Regions from separate parts of the Mus musculus genome. Here all the other regions are linked to region 3. Evidence: chromatin loops called from intact Hi-C (ENCODE). Cell type or tissue: left cerebral cortex. All regions are shown on one strand. Each heading gives the region's core, and the rest is flanking DNA. Links, peaks and the distances in the headings are about the cores only.

Region 1 (4,370 bases), core at 201-4,200, 190 kb after region 3:
AGCTGAGGATGACCTTAACTTTCCGATCTTCCTGCTACCTCCTGAGTACAGGTGTGTGGCGCCAAGCCTGTTTTATGTGGAACTAGGGCTCAAACTCAGAACCTCATGTGTGCCATGCAAGTACTCTGCCAACTGAGATATTGCCATTTATCTCAAGAAAAAATTTGGGATTCACAGCCCCAAGATATTCTTATTTTAAGTATATTATATGCATAGACAATTATAGTAGTGTATTTTGAAAAACCTCTATATATCACATTCTAAAAATAAGAAGCTACAGCAAGGCATAGTAGTTCATAACTACAATTCCAGTTCTTTGGAGGCAAAGTGAGTTCAAGTACAGCCTGGGCAACCTGATGAGACCCTGTGTCAAAATGGAAAGTAAAGAGAATCTGAGGCCGTAGCTCCGCGGCGGTGTGCTTGCCTAGCATGATTTAATCCCCAGTGCCACAACACACAAGGCAGTGGTGCAGAGCAAAGGGAATTAAAATACTTTATTAAAACATTCAAAAGTTGTTCTTGAAAATTACTTAAGTGTATAGACATATATATAGTTTACTACTGGTGTTAGGCATTGACCTCGGGGCCTTGCACACACAAGGTGCTAGCCCTGAGCTCTATCCCATTGCACTGAAGTTCCATTTGAGTGTGTGTACATAGGTACATATGTGTGTGCATACAGAGATCAGAGATCAACCCTGGCTGTTATTCCTCAGGTGATGCCCACCTTGGGATTTTGTTAGTGGTGGTGGTCTTGCTTGCTTGCTTGCTTGCTTGCTTGCTTGCTTGCTTGCTTGCTTGCTTGCTGTTTAAGGCAGTCTCTCACTGACAGCTAAGGCTTGCCAATTAGGCTAGAGTAGCTGGCCAGCAAGCCCCAGAGACTTAAAAGCCTCCTGTCTCTAGGCTTAGAAGTGCCCACCACCTGCCCCCCCCCCCCCAACACACACACACACCAGCTTTTTTACATGTGTTTTGGTGATTAAATGCAGGTCCTTATGCATACAAGGCAAGTTCGGTAGTAGAGTACTTAGCTAACATGTGCAAAGCCCAGGGCTTACTCCCCACCACTACCTGACATAGGGTTCAATCCCAGCACTACTGAATGAGCAAATACAATTGAAAGAAAAAAAAAAAGAGCAAACAAAATTGGCTGGATCAATTCATTAACAGTTTACTAAAGATTTTTGTCTTTAAATTTGTAAGGAGTATAGAATACAGACTTTTGTGTTTATTAACCAGAAGACAAGGCTCTAAGCTCACGTCATGAGCTGGGAAGTGTTCCCCCTTCAAAGCCACTATTATATCTTTTTTTACATTCCTGTAGTTAAACTCTGAAGACATTTAGGCCTGGGACTTTCTTTCTTTTACCTTTTATAAACTTGGTCCTTTTTACACATACCCTTACCCTCTCTTAGCTCCTCTCAATTTTCCTCCCTTCCTCCCACCAAGTTCCCCTCATTTTCAACTTTTTTTTTTTCTGGTTCTGTAACCCACTGAGTTTAATTAAGGTTGCTTACATGCCTATGAGTGGAGACATACTGGAACTTTGGGCAAATGACAAGCAGTTACACCACTGAAGAAAACTGCTCCTCCAATCCCTTGGCAACCATTAATACTAATAAATAGCTCCTGTGGTGGAGTGATGATAATGGGCCTGGTATTGCTGGTTCTCATTTCAAATTGAACTTCATTAACAGATATAGTACTGGGCTGGAGAGATGGCTCAGCGGTTGAGAGCACCTATTGCTCTTCCAGAGGTCCTGAGTTCAATTCCCAGCAGCCACATGGTGGCTCACAGCCATCTGTAATGGGATTTGGTGCCCTCTTCTGGTGGAGCACAGTTACAGAGCACACATAAATACAATAAACAAATCTTTAAAAAAAAGATATAGTACTATAAACAGTTTTTAATTCCTTTCTGAGTCAGATTGAATCATCTCCAATTGTATTTTTGCTTTTGTTTATATATGTATATGCACAGGGGAGTGTATGTAGGTCAGAGGTCAATCTAGTGTATTATTCACCCGGAGCTATCTTTTTTTTTTTTTTTTTTTTTTTTTAAGGCAGAGTCTTTCACTGGGACTTGGGACTCTCCAAGTAGGCTAAGGTGACTAGCCAGCAAGCCCCAGGTCTGCTTGTGTCTCCACTGGGTACCTGTCCTGGCATTTTAGGTGGATTCTGGGAATCAGAACTCAGCTACTCCTGCTGGCATGCTAGGTGCTTTACCCACTGAGTTATCTTTTTGGGCTGAAATATTTTTTAGACATTTTGTCACCGTATCAACTAGTCTGACCTGGAACTTAAATAGATCTGCCTCTCTTCTGTGTCTTCCAGACTCCTGGAATTACAGGCATGCACCACCATACCTGGCTTTGGGCATGATGTTAATCATAGTATATATCATCCTTTTTTTTTTTTTTAAGATAGAATCTCACTATATAGCCTTGAGTGACCTAGAACTCAATATATGAACTAGGTTAGCCTCAAACTCATTTACAGAGATCCACCTGTTTCCACCTTTGCCATGTTGTGCCAATTGTGGTAGTGCATCCCTCTAATCCCAGCAGTCCAAGAGGCGCAAGCAGGCAGATCTCTATGATTTTGAGGTCAGCCTGGATTGCATACAGATTTCCATGCCATCTAGCACTATGTAATGAGACCCTGTCTCAAAAAAGAAAAAGAAAAAGAAAAGAAAAGAAAAGAAAAGAAACAGAATTAAAGGATGTGTAGTCATATCCATTCTGGCATTTCCTGATCTTGGGATTTGTAAATTCTATGTTTTTTTCTAGATCAGACTGGCTAGGAGCTAATCAATTTCAATGATTTTTTTTTTTCCTTAAGAACCTGCTTTTGTTTGCATTGATTTTTTTTTTTCTCTTTGCCTTTTCAGTTTTATTGCTCCCCAATCTCCTTTGCTCACTTCTGCTTACTTTGCGTTTGATTTGCTCCTTTTTTATGTTCTTAAGAGGTCCAGTGCATGTTTTACTCCATTGTGGCCAGAGAATGTGCTTCGGATGATATTTGTTCTTTTGAATTTATCAAGACTTGTTTGCACCTCTGCTTGCTGTTAGATATTCCCCATGCATACTAAAGGAACACTTGTGCAGCTGTGTGGGGCCACCGAGGTGATTGGTTGGTAGTGTTCTTCAGGCTTTTGCATCCATACTGACATTTTGCTAGGTTTTTTGGTAGAAGAGCATCTGCCTCAAATCTCTGCAGTGAGGGGCTGGGGCCATGGCTCTGTGGTAGAGCCCCTGCCTAGAATCCCCCAGTGAGGGGCTGGAGGCGTGGCTCTGTGGTAGAGCCCCTGCCTAGAATCCCCCAGTGAGGGCTGGGGGTGTGGCTCAGTAGTAGAGCCCCTGCCTAGAATCCCCCAGTGAGGGGCTGGGGGCGTGGCTCAGTGGCCTTGCATTCTCATGACTGAGTTTCTTCCCCAGCACCATAGGAAGAAATGATTTTACATCTCTGTGATTAACAGATGTGAATGGAGTTTTGAAATTTGTACCTATTATGATGGACGGGTCTTTTCTCCTGTCCTTTCAGTTTTTGGTTAGTATATTGGGGTATTTACCTTGGCAAGCCTTTCAGAGCAAGGTGTTAGTCTTGCTTATCAAGTATTCCTTTAGCATCATAAAATTAACATTATCAGTTATTCTTAGTGGTGATAGATGGTTCTGATCCTGCCTGGCACTGTACTCCTGATTGTCCCTGTGTCACTATTAAGGCAACTACTCAAGTATCTCTGTCTCCTCTTACTGAAAAAAAATTTTTTTTCCTCTTTGCCCATTTATATGGGATCTATTCTCCACTCATGTGATCTTTAATGTGGCTGTTTTTTGCTTTCCCATTGATATTTGATGTTACCTGGGTTACCTCTCTAGGGAAGCTGGCTCCTGTTGACTTGGCTCAGTGTCCCTTGCAGTGCCCAACCCTGGCCTTTCCCAGATCATGTAGCCACTTAGGAAACCCTTGTTAAATTAGTGCATGAAGAGACAGTATAATTGAGGTAGCTGCTGTCTCAGGAAGTAGCATTCATAATTAGCATTTTGCATACCTGTTGGCCTGGCCAGCTTTCCTTCCCATCCCTGTCCCTGGGGGAGATGCCAGCGCCTGACACATCTCAGCATGCCTTCCCCCAGCTTCTGCAGGGATGACTAGAATTAATGAGCTAATGTTACCTCGCTTAGCAAAATGTGCTGAATAAATCCAGGTGATAGGGTTGTTTGTTATATAATTATGCTGTTTAAGGTCCTGAGTTGCATAACGAACTGCACACTACCTCCAAGCCTGCTTCAGGAATTAACTTATCAGATGATCGTAAAATGTTTTTTGAGTTTGTCATGGTGGGTGGATGTGGATAGTGGCAAAGC
Region 2 (4,370 bases), core at 265-4,264, 280 kb after region 3:
TGTATCCTTCATCCACTAGTCTCAGCACCTCTCTGGTAACCTCACAAAAAAGCATTCTGATCCTAAGGCTTGAGTCTCCCTGGACCACCAGAGACCAACAGCTAAGGCACTGGGTTCAAGAGTCTTTGTAACCAGATGACCATCCTGGCTTATAGGCAACCCTTGCCTAGAATGATCTGTCCATTCCTGCATATGCATGTAGAAGCCAGAGGTCACCTTTGCCTCCCATTCCACAAGCGCCACCCTCACCAAGTATGCCAAGCTGACTGGCCAGTGAGCCTCAAGGGTCAGCCTGTCTCTTCCTTCCCAGTGCTGGGATTGCAAGCATGGGATTTACAATGCCTGACTTTTTACATGGGTTCTAAGGATAGCACTCAGATCCCCATACTTGCAAGGAAACACTTCACCTACTGAGCTATCTCTCCACCTACTGAGCTATCTCTCCACCTACTGAGCTATCTCTCCACCTCCTGTCCATATTTTTGTTCTGGAAAATATAGAGGAAATAATCACATATTAGACCCCCAGTCCCTCTGAATTACCAGAATCATGGGGTTTGATTAGAACAAATCATAGCAGTCATAATGACATTTTTTTTTAGCAAAATGCCCTGATATTAAGCCTTCAGAAACCTTTTATTTGAACCTTTAGTTGATTTTTTTTTTGTCTTTGTTGGTGTTATTTTTGTTCCTTTAATGCAGAAAAATTAGAGGTTACACTTAATGAAAAAAATGGCAAAATAACACAGTCCCAAGGTCTACGACGGTCCCCTTCTGGAATGGGATTTAATTACTGTTTCCTGAGAAATGGAAGTCGGTGTACATGGTAACAGATGATAGTTTGAGCAGCCATTCTTGCTGTGTTTAATTCTAGAAAGCACTCCAAAGACCTCTGCCAGCTGCAGCCCTGCCCCTGAGTCCCCAATGAGTTCCAGCGAATCTGTGAAGAGTCTCACCGAGCTGGTCCAGCAGCCCTGTCCCGCCATTGAGACCAGTAAAGAAGGCAAACCACCAGAGCCCAGCGACCCGCCTGCCTCAGACTCCCAGCCCACAACACCGCTGCCTCTCTCTGGACACTCAGCCCTCAGCATCCAAGAATTAGTAGCCATGTCTCCTGAGCTGGACACGTATGGCATAACCAAGAGGGTCAAAGAGGTGCTGACAGACAACAACCTCGGTATGTCCCCATTGCCAGTTTCCTACTAGTCATTTCCTGTTTGAAGCCTTAAAAGGATGAGGGAGGGAACTATAGGCTGAGCCAGCCAAAGGCTCTAAAATCTCCATGCATCCAACTTTTTTACATTGCTACAAGTTGTCATTCACAAAGTTCACAAAAGAAATTAAAAACAGTTTGATTCCCAAACTCATTCACCCATATTCATGGTGGGTACCAGAGCAGAGCAGCTTAATGCTGCAGCATCAGGTAACTTTATGGATGTCAGAACAAGGTTTCCTCCTACTTTCCCTCACTGTGACTGCTATGTATGGGGCAAGCCCTTCAGGGATGCTGGCTGGATCCTGCCCTGCACAGGCTAATGACTCAGTAGCTCCAAGGCCCCTGCCTGGCATCTTGAAGCCATTTAATCCTGCTGCTGTTACTTCTGCTTTGCAGTCCTGAGGTGGTCATCCTCTCAGGGTATCAGCCCCAGGCCATATACCTTATACATGCTGAAGCTAACCTGGGCTCTGCCTCAAGTGGGCTCTGTCACTGCTGGATGGAAGCTGCTGTGGCCCTAAGAGTATTTCGCCACATTTATGCTATCATGCTTCCTCGGGGATGTATGGATCAGTCAAGCCCTCCTGGGTGAAAAATTGCGGCTTCTCTGCAAATCATATGTCCCCACAAGTCCCAGTTAGAATGTCAATGAAGAGAGCACACTGAGATGGCCCACAGAATGGCCCCAGCAGTGCAGCACCTTCAGGAGGGGCCTGTATGTCTCTTTCCCCTGATACAGCAGGACAAGAGGAACATTGCTGTTAAGGCTGTAAGAGGCAGAACTCAGTCTGTGAAGAGCCCATGTAGCACTGAGTTCGAGCCCTAAAACCCATGTAAAAAATGCCAAGCATGATGGTATGTTCTTAACCCTACTGTGGGGGATTCTTGGAGTTCACTAGCCTGACAGCCAACCTAGCTGAAGTACAGGCCAGTGAAAGAACTTAAAGAAAAACACAGGATGAAGCACAGGCGCGTGTGCACACGTGTGGAGGCGTATACACACACACACACACACACCACTAAATAAATATAAAAGGAAAAATTTAAATGAAGGTGGACTGTGCCTGAGGAATGACTGCCAAAATTGTCCTTTGGCTGCCACATGTGTGTGTGAGTGTACACACACAAGTTGCTACTAAGTTTCAGTGACATCTGTCAGTGACTTCTAGTCTGGAGTCAAGCCCAGATGTCATCATGAACCCCCACATCCCATTTATGCAATGTACTGTCCAAAACAGAACACAGGAAAAAGGACCATCCACTGAGAACAATTGTAATCATTCATTCATAAAAAGATGAAAATGTAGCTGCTGATTTGAGAACAGCCCAAAGCCCATATGTTCATCGGTTATTGAAATATGGAAGGATTCCTACACTTGAGTCATCCACTTCTTCACAGACTTGTCACGAATCCAAGGAAGCAGGCCGATCACTCCTGCTACCCACTCCCAGATAGAAAGCATCCTTCCGTGTAAATGTTGAGAATAACAGAAGAAAACCTCCTTTCAAACCGCCAAGTTTTAAGATCGCAGTTTAGAAATGACAAACACTGGAGCCTCCTCCTTGGCATCACTAGCCAGTTTCCATCCTCACTGGGGAGTTAGTTGGCACGGGTTACATCCATCAAGAGCAGTACCCTGCTGGCCTGCAGAACTTTCCACCACTGCAAAGGACCAGTTATTAATCTGAGAAACTTCCAGGAAAGCCTATAGCTCATCACCTGGGTTTAGCAATCAGAAGCCCCTTGGTAGCTCTAACTGGTCTTAATGTTTATAAGGAAAGTTATCTGCCTTCCCACCGGATTCTTGATATAGTTGGGCACAGGTTGGCCAGCTTCAGGCTGCATCAAGCTGCAGAGACCCCTAGGCAAGTTTCAAATCCCTACTTAAGCTTGGATCCTGGCATGTTCAAACACTACCACTAAGCCACACTTCCAGCCCGTCACTGGGGGATTCTAGGCAAGTGCTCTACCACTGAGCTACACCTTCAATCTTGTAAATTCAAGTTGGGCTTGTTGTTGTTGTTGTTGTTGTTGTTTTAAAAAAAAAAAATTTTAAACCTTAACTAAATTTGGCTTCACAGTCAACAGTGTTTATAGTGCATAGTGCCGCATCATTTTCTCTGGGTGTTCCTGTAGTCTTTTCAGTTCATAGCTGAGGGCATTGCCACAGGGAGCATAAGCCAGCCTCCACAGTTTCCAGCTGCAGTGTGGACTTGACACATTCTTTCCAGCATCCTATGACCCAGATGCTGTATTAGACCAACGGTGGCCTTTCTGATCCCAGTCTCCACTTCCACTCGATAGCTTCTGTTTACTCAAGCTTTTCCCATCAGTTCATATGGGTCATAATCGACTCTGATGTGTAACTTTAAGAATTGCAGGCCTCTGCCCTCACAGAGGAATGGCTTTCACAAAGGAAGCAAACCCCTCTGTAGCATGTGTGTATATGTGTTCACATATATACACATCAGAGGTCACTATGGACTGTCTTCCCAAAAACCTGAGCCTTTCAGTGAGCCTGGAGCACTGTGAGGGCTGGACTGGCTGGCTGTCAAGTTGCAGGGATCATCCTGCCTCCCCCTCCCCAGCCCAGGAATTACAGCCACAGACTATGTGCCCAGCTTTTTATATGAGTGCTGGGGTTCTAGCTCAGCTCTTCATGCTTGCATGCTAAGGGCTTTAACGATGAGCTGTCTCTCCCAGCCTTCAAGCCCTTCTTTTAAGCCTATGACACAGTACAGGCTTGGATGCCTTTGTGCCTTCCACAGCCACCTGCCTTGTGATCAGCCCAAGGCAAGGTGTTTACTCTGCATGGGAGAAGAATCCAGGGAAGGTTTGATCTTCTCTGAGGTACACTCAGCAGTGGCAGCTTAAACTGCAGAAGCCAGTACTATCAGTGAGCCTTTCAAATGGAAGCTTCCAGACTCCTCCTCCCTGCTGTAAGCCAGGAGTCAAGTGCCTATTTGCTCAGAAGCCCCTTGACCTTGCTAATCACATGCCTGCTTGGCCTCTGGTAGAAGATGCCTGAGAGTTTAGCAGCTGCCATTCTACTCTCTGGGCCTGTGTGGGGGATTTCACTGAGTCTGACAGATGCTGCAAGTGTCTACCCTCAGCTCACCTGGCTCCTGGAAACTTTTCTTTTAATTTTTTTTCC
Region 3 (4,370 bases), core at 110-4,109:
TGCCATCCAGGGGAGACTCTTCAACCGGAGCAGAATAAGGAATGTTTGAGGTATGTTACAATGTTTCTTAGAGTTACTGCAACCACAATAGATTCTTGCAGATCCTTTACTGTTATTACTTGCCATTGTTGTTGGTCTTTGAGGCTGGGTCTCATAGAACAAGGCTGTCCTTGAATTCCCTATACATGACCATGAAAGTCTCCTCCTGCCTTTGCCTCCCGCTGGGGTGGCAGGTGTGCACCACCATGTCAGCTAACCCTATTTTATTTCACTGTTTTGGGTAATAATACAAGATCCACGGGGAAGAAACTGAGGATTTCTGGGCTCCTGCATCACCTACACAGTTTCCCTCTCTGGTGCTAAGCTGAAAAATAAAGGTACTAGGAATGGCTATCGTTTTGATCAGCTCTCTCGTTGGATGACAGGGGACTTATTTTGGGAAGCTTGGGATGGCAATTAGTCATGCATTGGGAACTGTGAGCGCTCTTCCCCTAAAGGGAGAAGCTAGACATTAAACAGAATGACTGAATGCCTCTGGATTGTTTTTCTTATGCTTCATTCAAAGTCATATCAATTATATGTGAAGCTTTTTTTCCTGCGTCAGAGCCATCCGTTCTCACAGTGGATTCTAGAAGGATGTGATCACTCATGTGTTGTCTTTGTGGGTGTCGATGGAGATAGAAGTCTTTAAACCCTTCCATTTAAAAAATATTTTAAGCAGTTCGTAACTTTGTAAATCCACAACATTCAGACACCAGTGGTCGTCCAGGTTTTACAGTACTTTGGGTGAGCATGAACTTGCAAGAAAAAACTAGTCTTTGAAATGCTTATAATTTGCTCTTTATTAAATTTTATTTATTAATTATGATGACGATGTGTGTGTGTGCCTGGTGTGTGCAGTGGGACACACGTCCCAGCTAGGGGGTAGACATCAGAGGACAATTCTATGGAGTCTCTTTTCCCTTCCTCCACGTGGATTTTGAGAATGGAACTCAAGCACACTTGTACAGCAAGCACTTTACCCACTGAGCCACCCCACCATCTCTAAGTTGTTCGTTTATGACTATACTTGTTCTAAACATCTTAAATGCGTTCTTTAAAATCTTGTCACAAGTCTTTGCATTATTATTTCATTCACTCAAGATAATTGTTGATTAGTGAATTATCTTTTGAAATGAGAACATTTTATTCCACTAGAGAAGTTATCTTAATTTTTTTTCTCCCCTCTTCCTGGCCGAGGGCAATAAAGTCTGTACAACCCCCAAACTCTGTTAGGAGAAATCTAAAATTTATTTAAATAAAGCTTAAGCTCTGGGCCTCCCAATGTCAGCCAGGTTAACATGCAAAAGTATAAACATAACTAGAAACGGAACAATTGTATTTAATACCCGTCAAACTTATATCTAAAATATTGCCATGGATTCAGAACTCTGAATTCCAACCAGATGTCTTTCCCCACTATTACACAGGTCATATATATTTCAGTTTTTAAAGTTCAAACCCAGGGGATCGACAGCATAATTAGATTGAGAACATCTGTGGTAAATCCATACCATTTCTCCGATCGTTCCCCACGAGAGGAAATTTGCTTGTTTTAATGCTCCTGCCCATTTTGTCTAGCCACCTTTAGGTCAAATTTTGCCGTTCTTGCTGGCCACCGCACAAACGTAGATGGCCTTTAAAATGCAAGATAGGGAGAAACGGGTAAGCTCTAGGAAGCTTTAGGTGGCAAAGGAATTGCTTCCCGCCTGGATCTCGGTCAGGGTGTGGCCAAGTACGAGGAGCTGGGGTGGGCACGAGCATTGGGGCAGTGGTGTGTGTGTGTGTGTGTGTGTGTGTGGGGGGGGGGGGTACCCTGAGGACCCGAGTGTCGGGGAGCCGCTGCCCTCTACTGGGCGGTGCGAATGGAGCTGCAGCACGGGCGCCCGCGCGTTCCGGCTCCGGCGCCTGACTCCCTTGCAGCTCGCGGTCACCCGAGGTCCGCAGTGTCCCGCCTGGCGCCGCGTCACGGCATCCAGACTTGAGGTTGGCTCTGCGCCTCCTGACGCCCGCGCGCTCCCACGCACCTGCTTCGGGTGGCTTCTGCCCCTCAAAGGCTGCGACTTGGGAGTGCAGCCCGGTCCCGACCGCTGCATGGACACAGAGGCTTTTGGGTGCAGTTGCAAGACCCGGGAACACTTGTATTCTTTAAATCTCGGGGGGACTTTCATTTCCAACCTCGTTCTCCAAAAATATCGATCTCACCGCAACCGAATAACGCTAAGCCCTCAAACTTGGCTCAGAGAGCAATTATTTTCTACTGTCATGTTTGGTGTTCCATACAGACGTTATTTACATATAATTTTCAAGATTAAGGAATTTAGGGATTTGTCTTAACTAATTACACGTTCACCGAAGTGCAGCAAAGTGAAAACACTGTGTTCCTACTGTAAACGCAAACTCTCTGGTGTGAATAAATCCATTAAAGATGACGATCCTGAAACGCGTGCTTTGGGTCTAGAAGGAAATGTAAAGAGAACTTCCTTCCCCCCACTCCCGGTTTAAATGTGAGCGTTTTTGTTTTTTTTTTTTTTTCTTCTTCAAAACTTAGGAACGAGCGCTCAGTTTCAAGTGCACTGCACGCTCTCAAACTTTCTGCCTGCAAAGACGGAGGCGCGGAGTTGTGTGAACCCCAGAGGAAGTTTCTGGGGTTGTGTCGCAGAAGCATGGTTGGGACAGAGTTGTGCTCCAAGACTTGCCCCAGTCCTGGCGGACGCTGGAGCGGCTCTGAAGGGTGGGGAGGCCGTCGCCACTCGCTGATGTGTCCCGGTGCAAGTTGGGGATTGCAACGGAATGTGTAGGACGTGAATGGGAGTCGCGGCGGCAGCAGCCGCAGGCTCCAAGGCTTGGTGGTCAACCCCCTCCGCCCCCTTTACCACGACACAATTGCACTTCCTTGAATATGAAACACTGTTCACGACCGCTGTGGTCTGGAGGTCCCCCAGCTGGAGCGCATAGGGGAGCGGAGTGAGGTCACCCGCAGCCCCGGCGCGCGGGCTGGCCGGTGGGGTCCCGACCGCCGGCTGTGCAGGTGGGCTCCGCTCGCTCCACCGCGCGCACCGTGCGAAAGAGCGCAGCGCCCGCGCCCCGCTGCCGCAGCGCAGCCCACTGTCCTCAGGCGCGCAGAGCGAGGGGCACCTTATCCTAAAGCGCTGGCCACCGGCGACCGCGACCTTCCCGGGGGCGGGGGTGTTGGGGAGGGAGGGCGCCCTTTAGGTGAGCTGCGGGGTCCGGAGGAGACCCCGCAGCGCCCCCTCGAGGCCGGGCCGCCGTAGGGTCGCAGCGCGGCCTGGGAGGGGGGCTTGTGGCGGGGCGCGCGGGAAAAAGGGTGAGGGGTCGCGAGGGCCCCGGATGCCCGCGCTCGGGCTGTGGAGAGAGAGCGCGGCGCGCGCGCGTCAAGGCTGCCGCCGCCGCCGCCGCCGCGTTTCCCTCAGGCTTCGGACTCCATGGCTGAGGCGGTGGCGGCGGCGGCGGCGGCAGCGGCGGCGGCGCCGTGAGGAGGAAGGAGTCCGCGTCCGCGGTGGCTGAGGCGGCGGCCGGCTCCAGGCCGGGTTTTGGCGCCCGCCCGCCTGCTGCCTCCTGGCGGCTCCTGAACTCCAGCCCCCTCTCTATCAGCCTCTCACTCCGTCTCAATATGTCTCAAGATGGCGGCCAATGTGGGATCGATGTTTCAATATTGGAAGCGCTTTGATTTACAGCAGCTGCAGGTCAGGCTTCTCGGCGCTCGGCCTCGCGCCCGGGGGGTGAGGGCTGCGGGCGGTCGCGGCCTCCCTCAGGAAGGAGGGTGACACTCCGGGCTGCCAGGGCCCTGGCGGGGGTGCTGAGGCGACGGGGGAAAGCAGGAGGGGGGTGCCGGGAGAAGAGCGGGGCCGAGTCGGCGGCGAGTCCCTCGGGCTCCCCGGCTCTCATTGATCACTCGGCTTGATCAGAAATTGATCCTCTTTGTTCAATTCATCGATCAGCCCAAGATGGCGCCGGAGCCGCCAGCCGCCACCAACATCTTTGCCCCCCGGTGTCTGCCCCCTTCAACCCCGGAGGGTGTCTTCCTCCCCACCATCATCGCCATCATCATCCTCATCGTCCTCTCCGCCGCCGCCGCCTACCCCGCGCGCTGTCGTTGTCGCGGGACCCTGGTGGAGAGGAGGGGGGAGCGGCGGTCCCCCCCCCCCACGGGGGCTCAGTGGGAACTCGCGCGCGCTAAAGAGGGGGACGCGCCACGGGGTGGCTCTGGAGGGGTGGCAGGGCTGCAAAGAAGGGGAGCTGCGGGACGCTAGTCCCCCTCGCGCCAGTCACGTCCTTCCTTCCCCCCGGCTCAGCCCCGTCGTATTCCC
Region 4 (4,370 bases), core at 241-4,240, 96 kb before region 3:
CATTCAAGCATACACATGAAAGTATGCACACATCCACACATGCACACACCCATGCAGTCCTGCTTGTGCACAATCTCCAATGCACACCCCCAGGGCATGCACACACTCAAATACAAACACACTCATGCACACATTGCAAGGGTATACACACATAAGCATACGCAAACTCATGAATACACACCCTCATGTTTGCACACATTCAAAGCACACAAACATGGGCTCATGCACCCTCATGCCTGTACACACAAGGCATGCATAAAACAAGCTATTTAATTCCCATGCATCCACACACACTCAAAGCATGCTACACACATCAGTGCACACCCCCCAGAGCATGCACACACAAGCACATGTACTGCCCAGCACTCGCATACATAAAGCATGCACATAGTCACACATGTGTGTTTTACACACCCACATACATGCTCGGGTGTGTTTCACAACTGCACTCCCACTGAGGGCACTTGGTGGGATGACTCAGTGGTCACATCTGCAGACCAATGCTGCTGAACCCATAAGTTAATTATTACTGGAGCTGGGGAGATAGCTCAGTAAAGTGCTGGCCACAGAAGCATGAAGACCAGAATTTGATCCCAGAACCCATGTAAAAAAGCCAATTGTTGTGACATTCATTTCTAATCCCAGCGCTGGGAGCCAGAGGCAGGTGGACCCATGCTGGCCAGGCAGCCCAGACAAACTCATGAACTGTAGGCCAGTGAGAGACCCCGTCTCAAAAATAAGATAGACATTGTCCTGAAGACTAATACCTGAGACTGACCCCACAAGCACTCAAGTGTACGCCTTTACACATGAACATCACACAAACACATACCCCAAATCCACAGGCATACATTCAGGCAAAGCACTCAAACACATTAAATTAAAGTTTGGGAAAGTAAATATATATAATCTTTTTTTTTTTTTGGTTTTTCCAGACAGGGTATAATCTTTTTTAAAATCTTAACAAAGTAAAGTCCATACTGAATGGAGGCTGCACAGCATCCTCTTCATGGTCCCCACCAGAGCACCTCACACTTCCAAACTGACATCACGAAGCAGGGGAGCCCTTCAAGTCCTCCCATCAAGAGGGGGTCCTCAAAGAAGTTTTCAGCCCTTCCTTGGATCCAGGTAGGCACCTGTGAGCCCAAGAAGGGGTGCCAAGTGTGAAAAGCAGGTGTTCCCCAAATCCCACAAGCACGGGGGCTGCAGTCACATACTTCTAGAATGAGGGGCATTTATATCCACAGGCACATCATAAACAAAGATCCACAAGTACACAGAGAGACACACAGTCATACAGACAGACAAACACACACATGGCTACACATACAGACACATGCAGACAGACACACATATAGACAGACAGACATACACATAGTCATACATACAGATACACACAGACAGACAGACACGTACATATAGACAGACAGACACACATGTCCACACATACACACACACACTCATATACAGACAGACACACTCACACATAGCCACAATATAGACACACACATACATATACACAGCCACACATACACAGCCACACATATACACACTCACATACAGATATACCCACACAAAGATGCACACTCACACATAGCCACACAGACAGACAGACACATAGATATACACACACACACATGGAGACACACACATACGCAATCATACACATAGCCACACACACACATAGACAGCAATTCATTCACACACTTACACGCAAACAGATACATACTTGAAAGCTAGCATTTATTTACAGAGTCACCCCCATGCAGGGAAATACATTCACACACAACAGACACACAAACATACATGCGAACACACTAATACCCAAATTCACACACACTGACACTCCCTGAGTCATTTCTTCTTGTTTTCCTCCTCCTCCTCTTCCCTCTTCCTCCTCCTCCTTCTCTTTGTTTCTCCCCCTCATCTCATTTGTACTAGTCTCACATAGCCCAGGCTATCCTTGAATTCATTATGCAGTCAAGAATGGCTTTGAATTTCTGATTCTCCTGCCTCTACCTCCTGGGTGTTAGGATTACAAGTGTGCACCAATGCCTGGATGCCCATAGTTTGTCTTAAAGAATACTCTATACTAGGAAGTTGAGAGCAGAGCAACTACCACATGGACACAAAAACCCAGGTCGGGCCAAAAGCAGGCTAAGACTAAGGTCGGGGCTACGGCCAAAGTCTAGTTAGCACTTGCCGCTGCGCCACCCACTTTCTCCTTATTTTGGCCTCTAAGTGTCAGGAGTCATAGCCCAGTGAGGGATCCAGACTCCCATCTCTCCTTTGCTGTTCTCTCTTTTTAACAACCAAGAAACGGGAAGTTAGACTGGTTTCCACAAACACCACTAGGTGGCGCTCCGCTAACGAAAATCTGAATGGACCGCACGGCCAGCTCATCCAGACCAAGGCTGACCTCCTGCCTCCATCTAAGTCACAGTGCCCCAGGTTCTCAATCCCTGTGTGTCCCAGCCTCAGCTTCCATTTAAGGCCTGAGGCAGATAAATGGGAGAGGGGACAAGGTTAGCTTATGGCTGCTCCCACCCAAGTGGTTCATATCCACTCTGCCTCCCTAGTTTCTAGAACGGAACAGAGGCAGGGTCAGGACGGGGCTCATTGGTAGAGCCGCACCTACAAACACCCAGTGAAGGAGCTGGGAGCCTGGCTCAACAGCAGAGCACCTGCAAAGCCCTGGATCCTAACTCCAGCACCAAAACTTAGTGAGTTAATCAAATTAAAAGTGCGATGATAGAGCCAGGCATGGTGGCAGCTGACTATAATCCTAGCAGCACTCGGGAGGCTGAAGTGGGTAGAAATTGGATTTTAAGGGCAGCCTGAGCTATGGTGAGATAAAGGTTCAGTAAGCAATAGTGACTCAGTTTCCCTCTTTCAGTTCCCCTGGGACAGCACTACCTAGCATCTATCTTTGCCCTCTCAGTTTGGGGGGGATGGTTTCAAAGCCCATAGAGAGATGGGAAGACCCATACTCTCCACTATACCCAAACGAAAGGGTCAGAGGCCCAGGTCCACCACTGAGCCGGCCCCATCCAAGGGAGCAGTTTTAATTTTACTGCTTGTCAGTCCAGGATCCATCCAACATTCCTTCCTCCAGGAAGGCTTTCATGACTTACTCCTAAGTAAAGACTCCAGCTGGACCTTCTACAGTAGGAAGTCCTGGGCCACAAAGTACTGTGGACTCAGAAGGTCCCCTAGTCAGACACACGGTGGGCTTGGCCAGTTGTCAGTGACGGGCTCTGGGGCAGAGATAGAATCACGATACTGGATCTTGGGAAAGCCTGTGAGGTGTCAGACACTGGTGTGATTAGAAAGGCCTTTAGGGTAGGTGATGAAAACTTAGAAAATACCCTAAGAGAAGTAGGTTTCATCTCATGTCATGAACCTCACTGGCTCAGAGAGGTCAAGTGGCTGATAGAACATCACACAGCAGAAGCAACACACAACGTGAGGCTGAGTGAAAAAAAAAGGGGGGGGAAGGAGAGGGAAAGAAAACTAAAATTAAGAAAATAAATATATGGGCCAGGTGTGGTGGCACACGCCTTTAATCCCAGCACTTGGGAGGCAGAGGCAGGCAAATTTCTGAGTTCGAGGCCAGCCTGGTCTACAAAGTGAGTTCCAGGACAGCCAGGGCTACACAGAGAAACCCTGTCCCGAAAAAAAAAAGAAAGAAAGAAAGAAAGAAAGAAAGAAAGAAAGAAAGAAAGAAAGAAAGAAAGAAAGGAAGGAAGGAAGGAAGGAAGGAAGAAAGGAAGGAAGAAAGGAAGGAAGAAAAGAAAATACATATATATATGAACACATGTATACACATGCACATACACTCCTTAGAATAGTCCAGATGGCACCTTTAACTTGTATCAAATGTTATCTACTTCTGTAAGACTCACCCCTAGGTACTATCTGTCACCCTGCCATATTAGCCTTGAGTAATAGACAGACTGCAGTAATACAGTCACCAGGACAATGACAGCAGTAATGAATGTCCCTGTGTGTGTAGAGGTCAGCAGGGCTGGGTCAGGCTGGGTCAGCAGGGCTGGGTCAGCTCAGGCAGCCTCCCCGATGCCAAGTCCCTGCAGTCCATGGACTCAGGCTGAGAGTCCTAGGGCACAGGGCAGATCCAGATGGAAACCCCAGGAAGGCACAGAGGCAGGAGTGAGCTCTGCACTGGCCTTGGGAGTCTGTGTTCTTGCCCCTGGGCAGCTCTGGGTCCTGCTTGGAGCTTCATTCATACAAGGTGAGCTGGCCTGGCTGAGCAGCAGAGAGTGGAGGGGGCGTAGAGACATAAACAGAGAGGCATGTTGCCACTGTGAAGACCACCCAGGGATGCGCATCAGGCCCCTCCTTCTCCCATT
Region 5 (4,370 bases), core at 151-4,150, 140 kb after region 3:
ACACTTCAATCAAGTGAGTCCTGTAAGCTCTAGGCTGCACTAAGGAATAGCAATTGTAGGGTGGCCTGGCCTCAGTGCTAGGGCTCTCTGTCCTGTAAAGCAGTTGTTTCGGGTGATAAATGACTATGCTAGATGCTTTGGAATTCCAAAAGGAAATTCTTCTGCCTGGGTGAGAAGGTGGCTTCATGCAAATGGTCACTTGACAGCCCAGGCTTTTGTACCCACCTTTCATGGGCTCCTGCAGCTGTCTTGCTGTGCAGTCAGTTTGATGTGCATGTTTGTCCTCCCTGCAGAACTTCACCTTCAAGAGGCCAGGGCCATCCAGGTGTGATACCACTCCTGGAATCCCAGCACTCAGAGGCTATAGGAGGAGGATTGTACATTTGATGCCAGCCTGCGTATATAACAAGACCCTGTTTCAGAAAGAAAGGGAGGGGGGGAGTTATATAACTTCTTGGCTGTATGCATACAAAGCACACAATAGATACTCGTGAGTACATTCCTGATAGTCACTGCAGGCTGACTCAAAGCAGCAAGACTCACCTGCTCCATAGTGTTTCCCTGCTTGTTAGCCACTTGCACTGAAATGTTAGTGAAACTTGAGACCCACAATTCTTGCTCTAGTTGTGTCATTGGATAATGACATGCTTGTAATCCTAGCACAGAGGAGGAAGAGGAGGAAGGGGAGGAGGAGGAAGAGTTGGAAACAGAGGTAGATTGCTGTGGCTCACTGGCCAACCAACACAGCTCAATCTAAAAGCTCCAGGCCAGTAAGACCCTGTCTCAAAAAAACCTTATAGACATCACCTTGTGGAGCTGGCTTCCAAGAAGGCAGGAAAGCTACTTGGAATCAGGGTATCCCAACCTAGCCTGAGCTCACAGATAGATAAAGCTACTTGGAATCAGGGTATCCCAACCTAACCTGAGCTCACAGATAGATAAAGCTACTTGGAATCAGGGTATCCCAACCTAGCCTGAGCTCACAGATAGATAAAAGGAGCTTTTACACTGGAGTCAGAGCCTGTATTCTCCCTGGATAGGTAGACTTCTGGTGGCAGCCTGGCACTTCAATATAGAATGAGTGTGGATCTCACTGGTGTGTGTGACCAGGGCCCTGAGGCTGCAAGGGCACCAAGGTGATGCTTTCATGAAGGTTGACTTGTAGCCCTTCTTTAGGAGTAAGTGTAAGATTCAGCATGCCTATTTCTTGAAATACTTTTTGAGTTTCAGTTTCCATGTGATACAAGATGTCGAACATTCTAGGTTTCCCACAAAATATAGCTTACTCCCCCCCCCCCCCCAAACCCCTCTTCATCCATATCTGGATGTGGTTGGGATGCTTTTTCCACAGTAGAATGCAGATTGGAGTGTGGTTTTCCATGGGCTCATTTTCAGCATGAGTTTGACATCTTCCTCCACCATGCACATGGGCTTAGTGAAGTGCAACTGGCCTAACAGAGGTGCCCCCGACCTGTTGATGAGACTGGGTTACGAGGGACTGAGCAGAATGCCCAGGTCGCATCTTTGGCAGTTCAGCAGATTCCTGCCCTGCCACCCCACATGCTATATGTCTTAGACACTGCAGCATTTATGAGAACAGAGCGTAGATGTTGGTGATAAACCAGCTCATAAATGACCACGAGTAAATTTTTATTCCAGAAGCATTTTGATCTCACACAGACCTATTCATGTGCCAGGTCTCCTATGATGTTCACAGCAGCCTCTCATTCACCGTTGTTTCTGGGAAGTCTTGGGGGGTTGGGTCTCACTGAGGTTGAGAGTTAGGCTGGCTGGATTTACACAAGAAGATTATGGTGGGTGTTGGACATTCACAGGACATATGCGCATCTGGATCCCAAAGCTTGGCTAATTCCATGGCTAAGTTAAATCCTTCTCACAAGTTTACCTTGTGGGAGAAAGTGGGACAAGCAAAAACAGAAATGGACAAGGGGGTAGTCCAGAGGTCCACAACTTCTGTGTGTGGTTGGATTGAAACATTCCCCCTATCCCACAGACACTCTACTGCTGAGCTGCTACTCACTGGGGAGTCTGGGCAAGTGCTCAAAGCTATGCCATCTTCTTCAGTCTTATTATATATTTTTTTTCTTTTTTTGAAGACAGGGTCTCATCAAGCTGCCCAGGCTGGCCTTGAACTTCTGCTCTTTCTGTCTTAGCCTCCCAAGCAGCTGGCACGACAGGCCCACTACCACCAAGCTTGACCACAAACTTTCTCTTGAAAGGGTATGGCATTAAATATTTTAGACCTGGCTGGGTAAAAGGCAAAATCAGGATATTATGTAGGCACTTACATAACCATTTTAAATGTAACCATTTAAAAGTGTAAAAACCATTCTTAGCTCATGGACCATAAAAATACCAGAAGCCAGCTGGGTTTAGCTGGCTCAACGGAGCTTACCGACCCAGGGTGGACCATCTCCTGTTAGTTACGAGTACAGTTCTGCAGATCTGCTCACCCTGCCCCAAATCTTTTCCTCTCCTGCTTCGAGGGGTTTCTGAGCAGAAGCCTTGTGAGTTCGTGAACTTATAGCCTGTCACAGCGCATTTGTGTTCACCTTTGTCTCACAATCGCCCTCTGATCCTCTCAGAACCACTGTTGTTCTGACTTCCAAGTATGGCTTCATTGTGTGTGTGTGTGTGTGTGTGTGTGTGTGTGTGATGCGATGCATGCAGGTAGTTGTGCACATGTATATGAATATGTAGGGGTCAGAGGTCAATCTTAGGTGCCACTTCTTCCCATCATTCGTTTAAGACATAGTTCCTCGTTGGCCTGGTAGTTTCAGATTAGCTGTCCACAAAACTTGTTTTTTTCTTATGAGTTCTGGGGATTGAATTCAGGTTCTCACTCTTGTGAGGCAAGCACTTTACTCTCTCTGCCCCACCAGGCCTCTTCTTTAACCCCAAGTGCTACACAGCGTCTTTCCCCTCCAGGCAGTCTTTCCTGCTTCTTCACATCAGGGCTACCTGGTGGAGAGCTTTGCCTACCAGCTAGTGATTCTTCATGTGTATGACTCTACAAACTAACTTGTCTGAGCCTGAAGAGGTAGCCCTGTGGGTAAGCGTGCTTACTGTGCAAGCATGAGGCTTGAGTTTGACTTCTAGCACCCACTTTTTTAAAAAGTGTGCAGAGGGCAGCTTGCAGGATCAGCTGTCTCTTTCTGACACATGAGGTTCAGGGATTGCGCTCAGGAGGTTAGACTTAGCAGCAAGCCCTTTTATCCACTGAGCCAGCTCACTGCTCTGCCCCTCTTTTAGTGACAGGGTCTCACATATTCCAAGTGAGCCTCAAAGTCATTGTGTAACTCAGATAATCTTGGACTTCTGATCTTTCCACCTCTCCTCCTGCTTGCTGAGGCTGCAGGTGTGTCCCACTCTGCCCAGTTTATGCAGCACTGAGGATGATGTTGAGGGCAAACACTCCACTGACTGACCTACTCCTCCAGCTCCTGAATGTGCCCTTTCTGGCCACAGGCTAGCATGTCCCTTCATCCCCTGGAAATTTCTGTCTGGAAAAGTGTCATGACTGGAAACTGGGATGGAACCCATCGAGCTGGGGCTGGGCCACAGCAAAGAAAGAGTGACTGGAGTCTCAGGGGAGGGTACTGGTGATGCTCCTTCCACTCCTTCTTTGAGGGTGAGCTCATCTTGTTTTGATCTGGGGTTTCTTTTATGTAGCCCAAGGTGGCCAGAAACTGGTTAAGTCCAAAGATGACCCTGACCTTGTATCCCTCCTTCCACCGCTGGAGTGTTGGGATTACAGTCCTGTAAGCCAACATCCTGGTTTATGCAGTTCTGGAGATGAAACCTAGAGCCTCCTGCATACTAGGCAAGTACTCTACCAACTGAGCTATAATCCACCACAATGTGCCTAGTCTTGGGAGTCTCATGTATGCATCTTAGCTGCTCTGATGACAAGATGGAAATGCGTGTCATAACCAGATGACTCTGTCTTTCAGCACTGTAGCTCTCACTGCCTTCAAACTTATCCTCCTGCCTCAGCCTACTGAGTGCTGGGATGATAGGTATGCAGCACCATGCAAACCAAGCCTTAGTTCATTTTTACTTGCGTCTCAGAGAGCCCTAGGTGGACTTAGATAGCTGCACCTCAGAGTAAATGTCTAGATACCCAGGGCGTGGACTTCTGTATCATGGCTGTTTATAGCTGCCTTTTGTAGTTTTTTTTATCTTTTAAAGGTTGTATCTAAGAATTTTCTATTTTCTATATGGGAGAAGCCTTCTATGGTTGAACTTCCAAGAGGCACATTGGGGTCATGAAGAGTCAGCTGCTAGTCACCCCAAGTGTGGGTGGTGTCTGTTCTCCCATCTGCTGGAAAGTGGAGACAGACCTGGAG
Region 6 (4,370 bases), core at 213-4,212, 54 kb before region 3:
AGGCTGAAAGGCTTGCCCTGGTCCCTGAATTAGAAACTTAGGCTCTTTAAAGGGGAGGTAGGGGAGACAGGAGGGCACGGGGTCTTGTGTAGTCCAGGCTTGTCTCAAACTTTCTATGTGTTGAAGAACGGCCTTGAACTTCTGATTCAGCTCTTGTCTCTACCTCCTGAATACGGTCATACACCACCATTCCTGGTTTAGGCAGAGCTGGATGGAGCCAAGGGCTTCTGAGTGGTAGGCACGCACTCCACCAGCTGAGCCTCCAAGGAACTTTTTGGCTACTCAAAACAGAGTGCAAGGCTGCATGCCTATGATCCTGGTTTTAGGTGGAGGCATGAGGATCAGGAGTTCAAGGGCATCCTTGGCCTTGTAGTGAGTTTGAGGCCAGCTTGGGCTACAGGAGACCTTCTAAGACAGAGGAAGGGAGGGAAGAAGGAGGGAGGGAGGGAGGGAAGAAGGAGGGAGGGAGGGAAGAAGAATATATTGGACACAGCGGTACCTCCCTGTGATCCTAGCACTCAAGAGGCAGAGAGACAAAAGGATATGGATGGTTCAAGGCCAGCCTCAGCTACAAATAAGATTCTGTCTTTAGGATTGGATGTGAGGAGATCTGCCCCAAGGGATGGAAGGAAGGCTTGTCAAGCAGAACTGGGGAAATGTCTGAGCCTGGAAAGGTCAGGCCCTACAGGGAACTCCTGGTGACCTGTCAAGTGACCTCATAAGCTGCCTTCTATTCTTAATTTTTTTTATTGCATTTATTTACTTATTTTGTATGTGAGGACACCCATGGCACAAGTTTTGACAGCCAGAGGACAACCTGAAGAAGTTGGTTCTCTCCTCTCTCCTGTGGGTCCTGGAGAGCCAACCCAGGTCTTCACGTGTAGCAGAAAGTGCCTTTAGTAACTGAGCCATCTCCATAATCCTAAACTGCTTTCGAAACAGTGCTTGTACCCATAGACTAAGCTGAGCGGTGGTGGCAGACACCTTTAGTCCTAGCACTCGGGAGGCAGAGTCAGGCAGAGCTCTGAGTTCAAGGACAGCCTAGTCTACAGAGTGAGTTCCAGAACAGCCAGGGCTACACAGAGAAACCTTGTTTTGGGGGGACACACACAGACTAAGGAAGCCCTCAGCTTTGACCAGAGAAGGGCTTCTTGAATGGGCAGTGCTTGGGGGGGGGGGGAACTCAGCTGGTCCAAGGGGTGAGAACAGGTGGCTGCTGAATGCCCGGTCCCACCCAGCACGTTGTGTCACCATTCCAAGGCCCAGGGAACATCTGGAAAGAGGGAAGGGAGGAGCAGAATGGGGGTGAAGCATGTGGTGGGCTGTCAATGACTCTTGGTGTCATGAACACCTGGCTGTGACTGCTTACGGGGTGGGGGTATAAGAGAGGGGCATGAAGGTAGGAGAGAGGGGGAACGGGAAAGCAGGCTGTTGCAGAGGAAAGGGTAGTAAGGCGTTGGCTGATCACAGTGTCTTATGAAGCTGCCAAAAGGAAAAACATTTCCGAAAAGCCACTTCTGTTTTATCAGGAAAAAAGTTTCCCCCTTTTTCCTTGGACATGCTATCTTTTAAAGATTTTTTTAAAGTGACATCGTAATTCGTCACATGAACGGATTGGTGAATTTAACGTTAACTCCCATTCATATACTGCTGAAAATGTATCTTAGAAGGCAGACTTGCAATCCCAGCACTTGGGAGACTGAAGAAGGAAGGTGAAGTGTTCAAGGCCAGCCTCAGCTACATAAAAAGCCTGGGCTACATGAGGGTGAGGGGAAGGAGGAGGGGTAAAGAGAGAAAGATTGGGAAACTGAGGCTAAGGTGGTAGCTTTCCTTTCGGGTCATCAAGGCTCTTCGTGCGCCTGACAGGGGGCGCTCTTCCCCAACTCCCTAGCCTCCTCAGCCCGCGCCAGTCAGGGTCCCCCTAAGAAAACCTTGGAGCGATTTTCCTTTTGCGCGAACTCAGCGCCTCCTTCCAACCGCGAGGTCTCAAAGGTGAGCCTCGCACAAATGCCTTGCAGATGTTTCTCCTTCCAGATCGGCTACCGCGGCGCTGCGCGGCGCAGCTCCAGCAGCCGCGCGATCCTGCAGCGATCCGGACCGCATTTTCCTTTCCACCCTCCAACTTTTGCAAGCTGTAGTTATTTGATAATGATTTTTTTTTCAACCTCTCCCAATAATTGTTATCCTCCCCGCCCGGTACAGCTCAGGTGATGGGTGCAGACGGTAGACGCCTCCTCCTCTTCTCTGGCGCGCAGCCCGAGGCCCTGGAGTAAGGAGCCACAACCCAGCCAGCAGAGAAAGCCAAGGTTAAGCGCCCCGGGAGGACCCCAAACGGCCCCCCACGATGCTTTTCTTTGCACCCAATACCCTCCTGAAGCCAGGCCACCTCTCCCTAAGCCTACTCCGAGGTTGTGACTATCTTAGCTGGATGGGTGCCGCAGGCACATGGTTCTGCGGAATCCAACCCTTGGAGTATTGATTGAGGACCTACGGCATTCCCAAGTCCTGAGCAATGAGTTGACTCCCAAAAGCAATCCAGAATGATCCCTGCCTTTGGGGATGCCGGTTCATGAGAAAATCGGGGCTACCATCCTCACCTGGAAAGATGACAAGGCTTTCCCACAAGAGAAAAAGCTTCTCTTGCTCCCTAACTTTCCTTAGCTCCCATGGCCTCTGCAAAGGATCAAGGTCGGCCTGGATGAAAGCTTCCTTAATAAAAAAGGCTCCTCGGCCCGGCATGGTGGCACACGCCTTTAATCCTAGCACTCAGGAGGCAGAGGCAGGTGGATTTCTGAGTTTGAGGCCAGTCTGGTCTACAAAGTGAGTCCCAGGACAGCCAGGGCAATACAGAGAAACCCTGTCTCAAAAAAAAAAAAAAAAAAAAAAAAAAAAAAAAAAAAAAAGGCTCCTCTAAACACGTGGCAGAAAACAAGACCACCAAGGTGGGGCTGGATAGGTCCAAGCTCCCGAGATGAGAGTGGGACCATCCAGTAGAACTCCTATCTCCCCTCAAGACTGTGTATCTGGTCTGTTTAAGGCAAGGTTCACTCTGAAGCCCAGGCTGACCCCTGTCAGCCTGTCAGTTACATGTGTGTACCAGAAGATCATGCTCCTGGGTTTATTACTGTTTTGCTGTTGTTGTTTCTTTTCTGGTTAGAGGGTTCTTAAAATTTATTTGTTCATTTTGAGGGTTTAAAAACAAACAAACAAACAAGCAAAACAAACAAAAACAAAAGAGAAAGAAAAGAAAAGAAGAGAAAAGAAAAGATCACTTTAAGGGAGTAGGGGTAGGGAAAGCTTATGCCAAAGCCGGCCTGTGGAGGTCAGAGGACAAACTCTAGGAGTCAGTTCTTTCCTTCAACCACGTGGGTTCCTGGGATTAAACTTGAGTCGGCAGGTTTGGTGGCAAGCTCCTTTACCCACTGAACCATCCCACCAGCCCTTTGCATGTATGTTTGAAGGGGAAGAGAGCCCTGTGCTGAAAGGAAAAAATGTCTCAACCTCAGCTTGGTTGCATTGCCTAGACAGTCCAGAAAGTTCTGCTAAGCCTAAATGAATTGTAAGTTTGTAAGTAAATGGGGTGGAATTTATTAAGTCCATAGCCAGCAGCAGGGACTTAATGGGGGGAAAACTGAAAGATTAAACAGTTCTACAGGGTAGTGTGGGGTACTCAGAGGAAGCAGGGCACTGGCTGAAGTTTGCTCTCTCCAGGTCTTCTCAGAGACCCCCCTAATCTCTTGAGCCATTGCTCCCACCTTGGGTAGGGGGAATAAAGTCACCAAAGAAACACCTGGCAGGGGGTGAGGATGTGGCTGAGTGAGTGCTTGTCTGATAAGCACAAGGCCCTGGGGTTCTGTGTCAGCGCTGGGGAAGGTGGAGGCAGGAGGCTCTGGACTCCAGTGTCACCCTCAGTGGACACTCATAGTGGGGTTGAAGGTACCCTGGGCTACATGAGACCCTGAGTTTAAAAAAAAAAAAAGTTCTATGGTTTAGGATTTTGTCATTTTTTTGCTTTTCTTTTGGTTTCTTTTTCCAAAATATTTTGAGACAGGGACTTGCTATGTAGCTTAGCCCAGAACTTATGGCAATCCTCCTGAGCCTTCCTGGAATCATTTCAGATGCCCACTATAATGCCAGGCTTGGGGGGGGGGGTGTGTTCGAGACAGGGTTTCTATACAGAGATAGGGTTTCTCTGTATAACCTAGCTGTCCTAGAACTTACTCTGTAGACCAGGCTGGCCTCGAACTTAGGAATCCACCTGCCTCTGCCTCCCAAGTGCTGGGATTACAGATGTGCACCACCACTGCCCGGTAATGCGTGGCTTTTAAATGTTCCTGGGCCTTGTCACATACTCAGGAGCCCTGAACAAA
Region 7 (4,370 bases), core at 86-4,085, 210 kb after region 3:
GATGCTGTCTCAAAAAAATCAGGGAAGAGACAATTGAGGAACACATAGATAGATATTGGCCTCCAGTTTCTACTCCAGTGCACCTGTACCTCACGCACATGCGCACACAGACACCCACTGTAATACTACATCTAAAGTGGGGCTTTCTTAAAATTTGTTGTTCATTTTAATTATGCATATGAATGTGTTTGTGTGGGTATGCCACGTGTGCACAGGGGTACCTGTGGAGGCCAGCAGAGGGTTCTGAATACCTGGAGCTTTTTGCACCTGATGTAGGTACTAGAAAATGAACTCTGGTCCTCTGCAACAGCAAGCAGTGCTCTTGACCCCTGAGCCATCTCTCCAGCCCCAGCACACATCCCATTTTATAACAGACAGGCAGGAAAATATTAGCAAAGTTTTTCTATAGGTGACAGAAAGTTGGCTGTTATTATTTTTAAGCTGTCATTTTTCCCTTTTTGTACCCCCAGGTTTATTGGGTTGAGCATATGTTATATTCATATAATATAAAATGATGAACTTAATTTTAGATTCCTGTTTTTTCTGCAGACACAGAGGAAAGCATGTCATTTCTTGGCTGGGAACTACATTTAGAGACCATGGGGATAGTAAACTGCTTGCAGATATTCAGGTCCCCCCTCCCCCACCCACCGTAGTAGCATTTGCGTTCCACTTTAGAGGAAAGGACAGCTGTCACATCTGTTTAGGACATCCTTTATGCCAACAGATTCCTTTTCTGTGTCAGCAGAATGTAAATGTATCATTCTTCTCCCCAACCTCAGAAAACAATGAGCGTATGATGATGCTGGTTCATTTCTTTTTAATATCCACCATCTCGGAACAAGTCCCATACAGGAGGACCTTCCACACCAATTGCCACACATGTCAGACCCCAGGGGGTTCACATTCCACGTCGTTTAATCTGCATTCACAACATTGAGGTGCAGAGAGTCAAGCTGCACTGTAAGGCTGCCTCCAGCTGGGCCTTCCGGAGAACAGAAGCATGTTCATCAGTGGGGCTCGGGCACACAGCCTATCTCAGTAGTCAAAACATGATGACCAATTTGGATTCATTGTCTCCTTTTTTTTTTTTAATTCTTTCCAGAAAGCTGCAAGAGACACAGATGTCCACCACCTCAAAACTGGAGGAAGCTGAGCACAAACTCCAGACTCTGCAAACAGGTTTGATGTTCGCCACCCTATTTGAAGCCACATGGGAAGTGGGTGAACACGGGTGGTCTCGTGGCCAGCCCCTCTACTACCTGTTGCTACTAGGGATCCTGCAGTTAGGAGCCTTGAGCCCACACAATTGAAGCTTGTGTCCCAGGCTGCTCTACCTGGCTGCATTAGTCACTGCACTGATTGCTAAATGTAGATGTGGGTGGCTCTCCTGCCTTCTCCCTCCCTGCCCCAGCTATCCTTCCTGTTCTTTCCAACAAACACTTCTAAATCACCAACTGTCAAGAGCTAACAACTCATTTGGAACAATAATGGAGGTGGGGAGACTTAGTTCTACCCAAAATGAAGTTCAGAACGGCAGTAACAGAACCTTTAAATTCTAAAAGATACCAAAAAAGGTTATACCAAAGTTTGCCTTTCTTTTTTTGTTTCCTTTTCTGAAAAGGAAGCAGCACAGTATCTTTAAATGTGGGAAGAAAAAGGAGACGACATCATGATCCAACTTAGAACACAAATGTTAGAGGGACAAAAAATAGTCACAGGCAGTTTAACAGTCAAATGAGTAAATGTCCAAAACTGCAACCACCAAGCTATGTAGCTCAGCCATGAGGCGTCTGCCTAGAGTCCCCCAGGGAGGGGCTGGGGCGTGGCTCAGTGGGAGGGCACCTGCCTAGCATGGGCAAAACCTTTTATCCTGTCTTCACATTACATATTCATGTGTGTATACCCATATGTCTACACACTGCTCACTATATAAATATAGAACTTAAAAATTCCAGAAAATGAAGAAGCAGTCCAGTAGAAGAGTAAAGGAGGCTGGAGAGATGGCTCGGTGGTTAAGAGCACCGACTGCTCTTCCAGAGGTCCTGAGTTCAAATCCCAGCAACCACATGGTGGCTCCAACCACCCGTAATAAGATCTGAAGACAGCTACAGTATACTTACATATAATAAATAAATAAAATCTCTAAAAAAAAAAAAAAAAAAAAAAAGAATAAAGGAAGGAGCAGGCAGCTTGCAGACGCAATGTACGTCATATAGGGGAAGTGCTAATGGTTTTTAACAGTCAGACATTTGCAGATAAACTATCAGTAAAAGATGGTTTTGCCTATCACTGTCAGCTCTTTAAAAACAGGGCATGCCACTCATTGCTGAGAGTCTAGGAACATGATCACAGGCACTATGCACATGAATGGGAATGCCTCTCAAGGCTGGCTGGGTGGTGCGTAGGGACAGGCATGTTCAGTTCTTTATCCAGAAGCTTCCCTTCTGAGTATCTTAAAAGTGAGTTCCAGGACAGCCAGGGCTATACAGAGAAACCCTGTCTTGGAAAAAAAAGAAAAAGAAAAAAAGAAGAAAGAAAGAAAAAATTCCTATCATGACTTGGGGATGAATGGATAGATAAGATTTATTCTGAGAAATCTCATGAGACAGTTTTGCCATGGTGATGTGAACATGAGAATGCTGACAAGGACTGGGGCTGACCAGCCACTCAATGAGAAGTGATCTCACCTTGTTACCCAAGTGGCCAGGAACGCATCCTCCTGCTTCAGCCTTCTCAGTGCCGAGATGACAGACATGCACCACTCTGCCTGGCTCTTCAGTTCAGCCAGTAAATCAAGTTGACAGTCCATAGATGAGGGGTTTGCTCCTACCACAGAGCATACTATTTTAAAATAAACTTTTGGGTTTTTGGTGTGAGTGTGTGTGTGTGTACATGAGTACAGATGGCTGCAGAGGCATCCCTAACCCTAACCCTAACCCTAACCCTTTAGAGTGGAGTTATAGGCAGTTGTGAATGGCTCAGCACAAGTACTGGGAGCCAAACTTGGGTCCTCTGCAAGAGCTTAACCTCTGAACCATCTCTCCAGACCACAGTAAACTTTTTTCTAATGAGTGCAAGAATTTGTTTGTTTGTTTTGTTTTTCGAGACAGGGTTTCTATGTGTAGCCCTGGCTGTCCTGGAACTCACTCTGTAGACCAGGCTGGTCTCGAACTCAGAAATCCGCCTGCCTCTGCCTCCCAAGTGCTGGGATTAAAGGCATTCACCACCATGCCCAGCTTGAGTGCAAGAATTTTAAAATAATGACTGAAAGTGTTCTTGTAGCTGAGGAGGTCACTCAGTTCCACAGCATACACCTATAAGGGTCTGAAAGCAGCCTCCAGATCCCATGTGGAAAGCCATGCATGGTGGAGCATGTTTATCATCCCAGCCCGGTGAGATGGAGACAGGAGGCTCCCTGGAGCTCACCTGTCTGCCAGCCTGTCCCATTTGGTGAGTTCCTGGCTAATGGGAAACCCTGCTTCAACAAAAAACAAGGTGGTCAGCATCTGAAGAACACACTCAAGTTTGTCTTTTGGATTCTGCACACACAGATGCGAGCATATCTGCACACAACCTTTTGAAGTACTATGTAGAAATGCATAAACTAGTAGCAGAGTTATTTATAGCTGTGGTCAATTACCATAGGCTTGCAAGTCATAAGGCAGCCATATTGCCCCCAGGGAGTAGGAATTTTTCAGCTCCATTGTAATCATATGAGCCCTCCCCCATACACTTGGTCTGTGATTAATGGAGACATGAAGTATGCAACTGTATCTGCAATTGTATATAGAAATGGCTTTTGATGGTAAAAGACATTTAAAAGCTGGAAGTCTATGCAGCAAACCATGGACAGTCATTCTCTGGAGAAGGAGGCACTTCAGAGAGATGAGGCAGAGACTAAGGGACATTTTCTTCTCCATTCTTTGTGTGTTTCCCATCTTTGTGGACTTTTCTCCTTTTACTTTGAGCAATTGCTATCCTGATTGGGTCTGATAGCACACACCTGTAATCCTATTCCGGGGAATTGTACCCAGGGAGATCAAGAATTCACGCCAGCTTGAGGTACACGAAACCCCATCTTTGAAAAAGCAACCTAAAGAGATGGGGATATAGCTCAATCAGAAGAGCACTTATCCAACACTCAAAACCCCCTGGATCTGAGCCCTAGCATCTCACAAAGCAGGTGTTGGGGGTTGGCACACACCTGTAATCTGAGCACTGAGAGGTAGAGGCAGACAGGTCCGAAGTTCAGTGTCATCTTTGGCTATCTAATGAGTTCAAGGCTAGCCTGGGGTACATAGACCCTGTCTTTAAAAAACAAAAAACAAGATTGGTGTCTTATATCATGGTTTCTGTCCTTGCCTTTT

The links. Hi-C counts contacts between places; a loop is a spot of excess contacts. Peaks named below come from ENCODE experiments on the same cell type or tissue, not always from the same donor. Only the 100,000 strongest peaks of a DNase experiment are listed, where the experiment ranks them.
Region 1: it touches region 3 in a loop (2.5-fold over the local background); 10 of 42 quality-filtered maps call a loop at or near these places.
Region 2: a loop joins it to region 3, with 2.6 times the contacts of the local background. A loop is called at or near these places in 16 of 42 quality-filtered maps.
Region 4: it touches region 3 in a loop (8-fold over the local background); 18 of 42 quality-filtered maps call a loop at or near these places.
Region 5: it touches region 3 in a loop (2.3-fold over the local background); 4 of 42 quality-filtered maps call a loop at or near these places.
Region 6: a loop joins it to region 3, with 6 times the contacts of the local background. A loop is called at or near these places in 35 of 42 quality-filtered maps.
Region 7: a loop joins it to region 3, with 2.7 times the contacts of the local background. A loop is called at or near these places in 9 of 42 quality-filtered maps.

What each region holds. Positions count from the first base shown.
Region 1 is chr5:136,377,035-136,381,404 of GRCm38, reverse strand. All of the region lies in intron 4 of Cux1 (cut-like homeobox 1), which reads left to right. Among named protein-coding and RNA genes, the nearest start is that of Mir721, 3.4 kb to the right of the region's middle. In left cerebral cortex, for the core only: a CTCF peak has its summit at 1,829 (motif pointing left); no DNase peak of the experiment used is centred there.
Region 2 is chr5:136,283,567-136,287,936 of GRCm38, reverse strand. It overlaps Cux1 (cut-like homeobox 1), which reads left to right. Exons shown (of 23, transcript NM_001291234.1): 20 at 874-1,176. Among named protein-coding and RNA genes, the nearest start is that of Gm30408, 40 kb to the right of the region's middle. In left cerebral cortex, for the core only: no CTCF peak of the experiment used is centred there; DNase peaks (open chromatin) are centred at 2,327 and 2,638.
Region 3 is chr5:136,566,554-136,570,923 of GRCm38, reverse strand. It overlaps Cux1 (cut-like homeobox 1), which reads left to right and starts at 3,434. Exons shown (of 23, transcript NM_001291234.1): 1 at 3,434-3,746. The coding sequence starts at 3,684. In left cerebral cortex, for the core only: CTCF peaks have their summits at 1,709, 1,925 (motif pointing left) and 3,347; DNase peaks (open chromatin) are centred at 2,763, 3,164, 3,602, 4,004 and 1 more place; H3K4me3 peaks cover 2,513 bases; H3K27ac peaks cover 1,031 bases.
Region 4 is chr5:136,662,701-136,667,070 of GRCm38, reverse strand. The region is part of intron 2 of Gm38722 (a long non-coding RNA gene); the gene reads right to left. Among named protein-coding and RNA genes, the nearest start is that of Myl10, 29 kb to the left of the region's middle. In left cerebral cortex, for the core only: a CTCF peak has its summit at 2,354 (motif pointing right); a DNase peak (open chromatin) is centred at 2,360.
Region 5 is chr5:136,422,942-136,427,311 of GRCm38, reverse strand. All of the region lies in intron 2 of Cux1 (cut-like homeobox 1), which reads left to right. Gm16599 (a long non-coding RNA gene) reads right to left here. Exons shown (of 3, transcript XR_868598.3): 3 at 1-4,370. Among named protein-coding and RNA genes, the nearest start is that of Gm16599, 32 kb to the right of the region's middle. In left cerebral cortex, for the core only: no CTCF peak of the experiment used is centred there; DNase peaks (open chromatin) are centred at 290 and 2,314; H3K27ac peaks cover 2,371 bases.
Region 6 is chr5:136,620,965-136,625,334 of GRCm38, reverse strand. No RefSeq gene overlaps it. Among named protein-coding and RNA genes, the nearest start is that of Gm38722, 9.2 kb to the left of the region's middle. In left cerebral cortex, for the core only: a CTCF peak has its summit at 1,870; a DNase peak (open chromatin) is centred at 2,018; H3K4me3 peaks cover 492 bases.
Region 7 is chr5:136,360,071-136,364,440 of GRCm38, reverse strand. Cux1 (cut-like homeobox 1) reads left to right here. Exons shown (of 23, transcript NM_001291234.1): 7 at 1,106-1,182. Among named protein-coding and RNA genes, the nearest start is that of Mir721, 14 kb to the left of the region's middle. In left cerebral cortex, for the core only: no CTCF peak of the experiment used is centred there; DNase peaks (open chromatin) are centred at 1,091, 1,433 and 1,736; H3K27ac peaks cover 1,949 bases.